Regions from separate parts of the Homo sapiens genome. Here region 2 is linked to region 1. A link is a contact called in ENCODE Hi-C or POLR2A ChIA-PET data. All regions are on one chromosome and are shown on one strand. The core of a region is the stretch at or near the end of the contact, and the rest is flanking DNA. Distances in the headings are between cores, read along the strand shown.

Evidence for each region. A loop is a pair of places that touch in the nucleus more often than their neighbours do. ChIA-PET counts read pairs that join two places held with the same protein, here RNA polymerase II (POLR2A). Pooled maps may share reads with other maps.
Region 2: a map of CD8-positive, alpha-beta T cell shows a loop between it and region 1 (24-fold over the local background). The contact joins the promoter of FAM193A here to the promoter of CTBP1 in region 1. A Hi-C loop is called at or near these places in 1 of 168 maps with a recorded cell type or tissue (CD8-positive, alpha-beta T cell) and 7 of 50 pooled maps. POLR2A ChIA-PET finds 5 or more read pairs at or near these places in 1 of 52 experiments (CD4-positive, alpha-beta T cell).

Annotation. Positions count from the first base shown.
Region 1 is chr4:1,246,077-1,250,379 of GRCh38, forward strand. CTBP1 (C-terminal binding protein 1) reads right to left here and starts at 3,054. Exons shown (of 10, transcript NM_001012614.2): 1 at 2,840-3,054. CTBP1-DT (CTBP1 divergent transcript) reads left to right here and starts at 3,364. Exons shown (of 2, transcript NR_033339.1): 1 at 3,364-3,396; 2 at 4,035-4,303. RefSeq lists silencers at 1,943-2,662, 2,833-3,762 and enhancers at 4,133-4,182, 4,243-4,303.
Region 2 is chr4:2,533,500-2,538,175 of GRCh38, forward strand. FAM193A (family with sequence similarity 193 member A) reads left to right here and starts at 3,148. Exons shown (of 21, transcript NM_001366318.2): 1 at 3,148-3,671. The coding sequence starts at 3,417. RefSeq lists silencers at 2,032-2,191, 2,412-3,061, 3,072-3,121, 3,382-3,481, 3,562-3,851 and 3 more.

The DNA of each region.
Region 1 (4,303 bases), core at 1,804-4,303:
TGGCCGGAGGGGCTTCTGGAAACGATGGTCAGTGACGCAGGTGGCACCTTGTGGGTTACCACGACCCAGTGCGGGGGAGAGCAGTGGGCTCCGGCCACTGCAGCTGACAATGGAGGACCCGGGGGTCCAGACACTCCCGGCACAGAGCTCTTACCCACAACTACCAACATCCAGCGACCACCAGAGGACCCTGGCGCTCCACCCGGCGCTCCGACCAGCGTTCCCTTGGGCGATGCAGTTCAACCACAGAACCCGTATGACACTGCCTGCTGCCTCTACCACCTCCTGGCCACCCCTGGGCCCTGGGCCAGGCCTGCACCGTCAGCACCACCTGGATGGAGCCCTCTCCAGCCCCCAGTGGAGTGGGAAACATTAAGTCCTTCTACAAGGAGAGTCAACCGGGGTAAACACCTCACAGGGCACACACCTTTGACTTGGGCACTGCATGGGGAGCACCAGGGCACAGCCGGGCACAAAGTGCTGCCTGAAGAGTTCTCAGCAACACTAGTGGTGCCAGCCACACGCCTCTTGGCTCAGTGACACCACCGTCAGCTCAGACCAGGTCACATTCTGGGGGTACTGGCCGCAGGAAGTTGAGAGGGCAAGTGACAGTCAGAGGAGAAAAACCAGAAAAACTGCCAGGCTGGTGGGGAACCAGGTGTGGCTTGACGGCCACCTCTAAGCCCCGAGGGAAGAGACTGGGCCTCTCGAGCCTGGGGCCCGTTTCCTGGAGAGCATGACTACTTCTGTCCAGGGTTCCTCCAGAAAAAATTTATTAACAGAATGATGGTTAACAGTTGCTGTCTGCTTACACTACAAATGTCCAAAGAGTGGGGGGCTCCCAGCCCTTGGGGGAGGCAGACAGGACGAGCCAGCACTTCCAATCCCACCAGGACATGGCAGGGGGCCGGCTCTGCGCCAAGCCCACAGGACTGGACCAAGGCTCGTCCCACTCATCAGAGGGACAGGACCAGCCCACAGTCCTGTGCACCCCGGGCCAAGCCTCTCCTCCCCCACTGCCACGTTCTCAGGTTAATGACAAGCGAGTAAAAGGGAAGATCCTACTCGCTGACATCCCCAACCACACGCCCACCTCTCAGAACTAACAGCTGCCCTGGTCAAGGCTGACAGGAAGAAGTGCATGTTGGGGACATGGCAGACACCCCAAAAATGGCCGGGCAGGCGGACGAGGCACCCCCAGGAGTGACCAGATGCCACCCCCAGTGCGTGTCCCTCCCAGAGCTCTGCAGAGGACGCCTGTATGGAAGCAGGTGCTCAAAGATGGGCAACAGAATCACAGAGAGCAAAAGGCGTCTGCGGAGCCGACAGCCCCAACCAGGAGCCAAACCCAGACCCCAGAGGGAGGTGGCCAGGCCCGGGCAGGCAGGGGAGACCTGGGAGGCCGGGTGCTGAGGCCCAGGGCAGAGCCACGCCCTACAAAGTTCCAGGACACAGAAAGGGGGACCCCCAAACCGCAGCTGTCATCCTCAGCTGCAACGGCAAATAGTTACCCCACGGTTCTCCCCCAACCCTGCCCCAAGCTGCAGACGGGTACACAGACGCGCAAAGGCCACGCGCTAGGAGCTCAGCGAGGACGGCCGCGGTGCGGGCCCAGCCGCCAGCGCCGTTTTCTTCCCGAGGGACGTGTGCTCCCTGCCGCGCTCCTACAGAAACGGTGGAGAGGCCGGGGAGGGGGGGGGGGCTCGGGCTCAACGGAACACCCTGCGCACCCGCCGCCTCGGCCCTAGCTCCAGGCCCTCTTGCCCCAACTCTCAGGGTTTCACCTCCCCACTCAGGGCACCGGGAAGGGCGCGACCGCCTTCCCTTTTCCCCACTGGAAGGGAATTCTGTCCCGGCAATCACGGAGACGACAGCAAAAGGGATCTGGCCCAGGCCGGGCTTCCAGACACCGGCGCCCTTGGAGGCCGCCAGAGAACGCTCCAGTCTCGGCCCGGGGCTCAGGCGCACGGACTCTGCCTTTGCAGCCGGGTCGAGGGAAAGAGAGGCTCCGCGCAGCGGCTCGGGCCGGCCCAGGACGCGGGCGCTGCAAGATGGCGATGGTGGCAAGCCCGGCGCCCGCCCGTGCTCCCTGCTTCCGCGGCCGCAGCCCGCGAGGAAGGCGCCCCGGGACCTGGGCGGGCCCAGGCAAGGGCAGGTGGGGGCGCTGGGCCGGTCCGGGACCTCGCGGAGTTCGCGGGAACGGAGACCCCGGGCCCTCCCGCGTCACCGCCGGGGGCTGCGCTTTGGGCCCGGTCTGAGGGCAGCGGCCTCCTCCACGGTCATACCCGGCACCCGCGCCCCGTCCCCTTCCCCCACAGCGCGCGGCCACGGTCGCCGGCGGCCTCCCCGCGGGAGGCGCGCTCCCGCGAGTGGCCCGGGAGCGCGCGCCCCAGGACACCCCGAGCTGCGCACGGCTCCCGCCCCATCCCGGCCCCGCAGGCCCAGCCACGGGGTCATGACCGGGGACGGGGTAGCGGCCGGGGATCGGGACCCGGGGTGCCGTCCCGGGTCCGACGGGGCTGGGGTCGGTGGAGCTGGGGGTCCGGCGGGGCAGCCCAGAGGCCCACAGGCCCTTTTGTGTCACCTGCACGGGCCGCGGGCGGGGAGAGCAGACTGCGGCGCTCGCGCACACGCAGCGGCCCGCGCATGCGCAAGACCCTTCCCGCGGTCCCGCCCCCGACCGCGGCCACGCGCGGACGCCGGCGCGCACGCGCACTCGCACACAAAGCCGGCGGCCCGCGGGCGCGCGCTCGGTCCGCCCCCGCGCCCCCCGCCCGCGCGGCACCCGCCCCGCCCCGCCCCCGCCCGCGGCCGGAAACGCGCGCGCGCGCGGCCTTACCAAGCGGCAGGCCCTTGTTGAGCAAGTGCGAGCTGCCCATCGAGAGGCGCGAGCGGCCGCGGGCCCCGACCACTCCGGCGCGCTGCGCCGCCGCGAGCCCGGCGCGTGGGGCGGCCTCGGCGCCGTCCGCTGCTCCGCCCGCCCGCCTGCGCCTGGCCGCCGCCGTGCCGAGTCTCCGCCGCGCCGCTGAGCCGCGCTCCGACGACCGCGCGGGCGGGGACACGGCGGCGCGCGCGGGCGGGGCCTCGCGGTTGGTCTCCTGGTTCCCAGCGCGGGCGGCGCACGGACTCACGCGGGCGGCTCAGGGCCCGCCCGGCCGGGACGCGGCTGCGGGGCGGGGCGGGGCGGGAGCCTGGCGGGAAGCTCGCGGGGCTGCAGCCCGGCGGAGGCCCCGGGCCTGGTGTTCCGCACGTTCTAAACCGCCTGTCCCCGAGGAAGTCGGGCAGGGTCGGGCCGGACTCAGCGCCGCTGGCGGGAGCGCCGTCCGCCCCGAGGACCCTGCGGGCCCGGAAGCCGAGACAGGGCCGCCCACGTCAGCGCCTGGCGCGGGCCCGAACGTAAATGGCGCTCCTCCGCGCCGCAGCCGCAGCCGCCCCGCTCCCTTCCCGCTCCGCCAGCTGCCGCCCTCCCGCGCTCGCTTCTCGCCCCGCGGCCTGGCCCGTGCGCCTCCGAGGCTGGCCAGGGGCACCGAGGCCGCGGGCCCCCCATCGCCCCCACCCGAGCCCTGATTTACCGTCCGAGAGCCGGCGGCACATGGGACCCCGAGAGGAGAAGCGCGCCTGCCCCAGTGCGTCCCCAGGCGGGGGAGCCCCGACTCCTGGAGGGACCGCGTCCTGCCCGGCCCGGGAAGTTCAGGGCTGGAGAACCCCTTCCCCGACCCCATTTCTCTTTTAACAAGAGTAGGGTTTGTAGCTAACCAACGTCCTGACAGCTCAGCTCTGCTTTCCCTTTAAGCATTAATATCAAAGCCCTGCCTGCTACCGGTGAAGCCCCGACCCGGGAGGGCCCGAAAGTCCCTTCAGGGAGAGGCCGCACTGGGCCTGCTCACCCAGGGGCTGCCCCTGCAGACTCTCCCGAGGGGCCCAGGGATATTCCTCGCGCCGCGAGTGGACGCTTCCATCCACCCCATGGGGAGGGCCTCTGCGCGTGGCTACTCTGAGCCCTCTGGAATGCCGAGATAGTTGCATAATTTCAGAAACCACGGCATGGAGACGGAATGATGCAGACTCCTATCCGCGAGATACCTGCTGTAATTTCGCTGTGGTTCGTGAGGACGCGTCCTGGGCTGCCCTGAGAAGCCTACGTCTCCCCTTCGAGGCCCGGGAAGACCTCCAACCCCGCTGACAATGCTGGGCCCTCAGCCAGACCTGCCCTGCGTGCCACGTTCTGTTCTAAGATCGGGCTGCCGAGCTGTGGCCTGGAGGAAACCTGGCAGGTGTCACCAGAGCTTTGGGGAGGGTGAGG
Region 2 (4,676 bases), core at 1,898-4,397, 1.3 Mb after region 1:
TAGCTTGCACACATGAGTGATAAAGTGGTACTTATCTGGCCAGGCCCAGTGGCTCACGCCTGTAATCCCAGCACTTTGGGAGGCCAAGGCGGGTGGATCAAGAGGTCAGGAGTTCGAGACCAGCCTGATCAACATAGTGAAAGCCCCATCTCTAATAAAAATACAAAAAAAATTAGCCGGGCATGGTGGCGGCTGCCTATAGTCCCAGCTACTCGAGAAGCTGAGGCAGGAGAATGGCGTGAACCCGGGAGGCGGAGGTTGCAGTGAGCCACGTCGCGCCACTTCACTGCAGCCTGAGTGACAGAGCAAGACTCTGTCTCAAAAATAAATAAATAAAATAAAAATAAAAAAAATAAAGTGGTACTTATCTTTCTGTGCCTGGCTTTTTCACATCACATAATGTCCTGCAAGCTCATCTATGTTGCAGCAAATGACAGAAATCTGGGGGTTTTAATGGCTAAATAGCATTCCAAAAAATTGTGCTCCCTTGTGTATATAGCATTTTATCAGTTCATCTGTTTTTTTTTTTTTTTTTTTGAGGCAGAGTCTCACTCGATCTTGGCTCACTGCAACCACCACCTTCCAGGTTCAAGCAATTTTCCCGCCTCTGCCTCCCAAGTAGCTGGGATTATAGGTGCTTGCCACCACGCCCGGCTAATTTTTGTATTTTTAGTAGAGATGGGGTTTCTCCATGTTGGCCAGGCTGGTCCCAAACTCCTGACCTCAGGTGATTCGCCCACCTCGGCCTCCCAAAGTGCTAGGATTACAGGCATGAGCCACCAGGCCCGGCCTGTCATTATTTTTATTCTTTTCTTTCTTTCGTTTTGTTTTGAGTTTTTGAGACGGAGTCTCGCTCTGTGGCCCAGGCTGGAGTGCAGTGGCTTGATCTGGGCTCACCGAAAGCTCCGCCTCCCAGGTTCACGCCATTCTCCTGCCTCAGCCTCCTGAGTAGCTGGGACTACAGGCATCCGCCACCAGGCCCGGCTAATTTTTTGTATTTTCAGTAGAGACGGGGTTTCACCGTGTTAGCCAGGATGGTCTCAATCTCCTGACCTCATGACCCGCCCCACCTCGGCCTCCCAAAGTGCTGGGATTACAGGCGAGAGCCACACTGTGCCCGGCCTCTTTTTTTTTTGACGGAGTTTTGCTCGTTGCCCAAGCTGGAGTGCAATGGCACTATTTCGGCTCACTGCAACCCTTGCCTCCCGGGTTCAAGCGATTCTCCTGCCTCAGCCTCCCGAGTAGCTGGGATTACAAGTGTGTGCCACCATGCCCAGCTAATTTTTGTATTTGTAGTAGAGACGGGGTTTCGCTTTGCTGGCCAGGCTGTCTTGAACTCCCGGCCTCAGGTGATCCGCCCACCTCGGCCTCCCAAACTGCTGGGATTACAGGCATGAGCCAAGGCACCCAGGCCTAATGGTCATTATTGTCATTCATTGATTCAGCAAATAGTAGAGTGCTGGGTGCTCAGCCTCTTGCTTTGCAGTAGCTTGGGTGTCAGAGGTGTGTGAGGCAGGCATTCTCAGGTTCTCTCCTGCCCAATAAAACCTTTTGTCTTTGGGGATACTGGTGACATCATGAATCCCAATCCTGTGCAATGTGCTATGACAAAGGAAAGGACAGGGGTTGAGGCAAGGGGCAGGGACAGCCTATGACACTGAAAAAGAGGCCAGAAACGCATTCCTACCCGCTCTCTCAAAATCCATGTTCAGTGGCAGGATCATCCAAGACCCTGATGGGGCGGGGGGCCTTTTTTCGTCTAGGATGGTATCTGAATGGCTTTAAGGGTAGCTTTCTTCTGATCACATGAGATTTCTGCTTGTGTCATGAAGAATGGGTCAGAGGATCAGGAGGCTGTGGCTGCAGCTGGGGCGGGTTGCGGGGACCCAGGACGAACAGTAGAGCTCGGTTAACGCTGCAAGGGGAGCCTGGCAGGCCGTACATCCCAATGCCAAGCCCGCCGCCTCTCGGCCTGACACCACCGGTGGAACCAAAAAGGGGAAATCATGTCCTTTGTGCCTCTGTGTCTGTGGTAAGCGGGGCCCTCCAGGGGGCGGAGCCGCCGGCAGGGTCCCCCCGTGGCCCGGGTCTCAGGGCAGAGCTCTGCCTGGGGCTCGCAGATGTCTGCAAGGCCGCGGAGGGAGGAGGGTCCAGACGCAAGCCCTTATTTCTGATCTGGACGTCTGCGAGGGTCTGACCCGGCTAGTCGTCCCCGAGGTGCGTGAGTGCGAGGGTGTGGGACACGGCCGGATCGTCCTAGGGCCCCGTGGATTAGCAAGGCACCGGGACCACTGGAGAGGGCTTAACGGGATAGCAGGGAGAGGGCGGGCTCGGGAAGAGCACCCTTTAGGCGAGGGGTTCTCGGGGAACCGACCGGCGTGTCCCAGCCCCAGGCCCGGTCCAAGATTCGCCGGCTCCGCCGCTGCCTCCGCACCCAGGCGGACCCCACCGCACCGCGCCCGGCTTTCCAGCGCTGCCCGAACCCCCGCCCAGCCCACGAGGCAGGGATTCTGTGGTCCTCACTGAGTCATCTGGACCAGAACTAGACTAGCCCAAGGTCACCGGGCGTTCCTGGCGAGGCCAGGGCCGCGCCGCGCCGCCCCTGGTGCATCCCGGGAGCCGCGCCGGTCTGCGGCACCTGGGCGGCGGACAGGGGCGCGGGCGAGGCGGGCGGGGCGGGCGGGCAGCGGACACCGGTCAGAGAGGCGGAACTCCCTGCCGCCAGCCGTGTAGTTTGCCTCGCGGGCGGCGGCGCGGCCTCCTGCCGGCCTAGCCCTACGCCCGACCACAACGCCCAGAAGGCCGCGCGGCGCGGGCGGGACCTGCGGCGACGAGCGAGGCGGTGACATCACCGCCGCATCCAGCTCCCTGGCCCCAGCTCCTCCCAGCGCCCGGGCCCTCGGCCTCGCAAGGCCTGACGGGAATCGTGGTCCACCCCCGGGTACCCCCAGCTGCTGCACGGGCAGCACGGACTTCAGTTCCCGGCGTGTCCTGCGCGCCGAGGCACGTTAACGGCAGGAGGGGGTGGGCAAGCAAAGGGAAAAGCAGAGCCGGGGGGCGGAGTAAGGCGGGGTGGGGGTGGGGGGTGGGGGCCCACACCCCTCCCCCTCCCCGCTGCTCCTTCCCCCTCCCCCGACGTAAACTGGGATCCCTTTCCCCTTGTGTCCGCCATATTGGACTCTAACTCTGGTCAGCCGCGGCGCCGGGACTGTGGACTCGCGGTTCCTCCCGCCCAGCGGCCTGCCCCGCAGCTCCCGCCCGCCCCAGCCCTCCCCGACCCGGACGCGACCCCGCGCAGCGCCCCCCGGCTGGCCGGAGCGCCCGCCGCCGCGGCCGCCTCAGCCTCCCCGCCTTCCCCGCCCTCCGCCGCCGCCCGCGGCCCCCGCGCCCGCTCTGCGCCCCTCTCCCCGCCCGCCATGAGCCCAGCCGACGCCAAGCGCGGGGCCAAGCGCCGGAAGAACAAGCGGGGCGGCGGCGGCGGCTCGGGCGGGGGTAACGGCGGCGCGAGCAGCGGCAAGGCCGGCCCGGCGGCGGCGCTGCGCGGTTCCCAGGCCGCGGGCCTGGCGGCCCCGGGCAGCGCGGCAGGCCTGGTGGGCGGCGCGGCGGCGGCCAACGGGCCTCTCGGCGCGGGCGCGAGCGCGGGCGGCGCCGCCCCCGGAGGCTACTTCGAGGTAAGCGGCGGCAGCGGGCAGGGGTCGATGGCGGTACGCGGTTGCCGTTCCCTCGCGCCTTGGCGGAGCTCGGCCTCCCGCTGTCGGCCCCGGGCCTGGGAGCGGGATGCTGCGGGCGGGCGGATAACGGGTCCTGCGGCGCTGCGCTTGCCGAGGTCCCGGGGCAGGGCGGCAGGTGGGCCGTGCTCGGCGTGACGCGGCCTCTGTCAGCCTCTTGAGAGGAGAACCTGAGCAGAGGCGGCGGGAGGGCTACACCGGGGCCGCCGCTCACGGCGACGGGCTGGTCCGCAGGCTGGAGCAGCCCCTCAACGGGCGGGGACGTCTCCGGGGTGCAGCTCCGCGCACGGCGCTTCGCCTTCCGCTGGACCCGGCGGGTGATACCCGCGAGGCCCGGGCTTCTGTCGTGGCGCCTCGCCCGCTGCGGCGGTTCCAGAGCGACTGCGATTCCGGGAGTGAGCAAAGCTGCCCTTTCGCTCCCAGGGCTTTGAAATGTTTCTCTGGCCACCTTCGTTATTCCGTGCGCGTGATGATTGAGAAGGGCCTCCCGGAAGTTTTCCTTTGGTCCTCCTATGTGGTTATTTGAAATCTACCTGACAGCCACCTGGAGCTGGCAGCCCTGGCCCCTCCTCCCCCGCTTTGTTAAGTTTTCAGGGGTATTTAGTGGTTTGGTTACTCAGGTATGTATTTAGGGTTCGAACTTAAGGAATTTGAAAGGTGATTTTTTTCAGTTTTGTTTATGAAGACAGCTAGCACACATTGCACCTACCAATTATGGATTCCTGCCACTTTTATTCAACCGTTGGTCACAACATTTCAGAGGGTACACTATTTATAAGTGGGTATGCAATTGGCGCAGTCATTTCCAGTTATCCCATTGTCTGCTGAAAGAGAATAGATTTTTTTTGAAAAGTTGCGTTCTTATAATGTTATTTAAACTCTTAAATTATGTAGTTTTAAAGATATTGCAATTAAAAAATGAAAGAAGCGTTGGGAGTATTTTTGTGC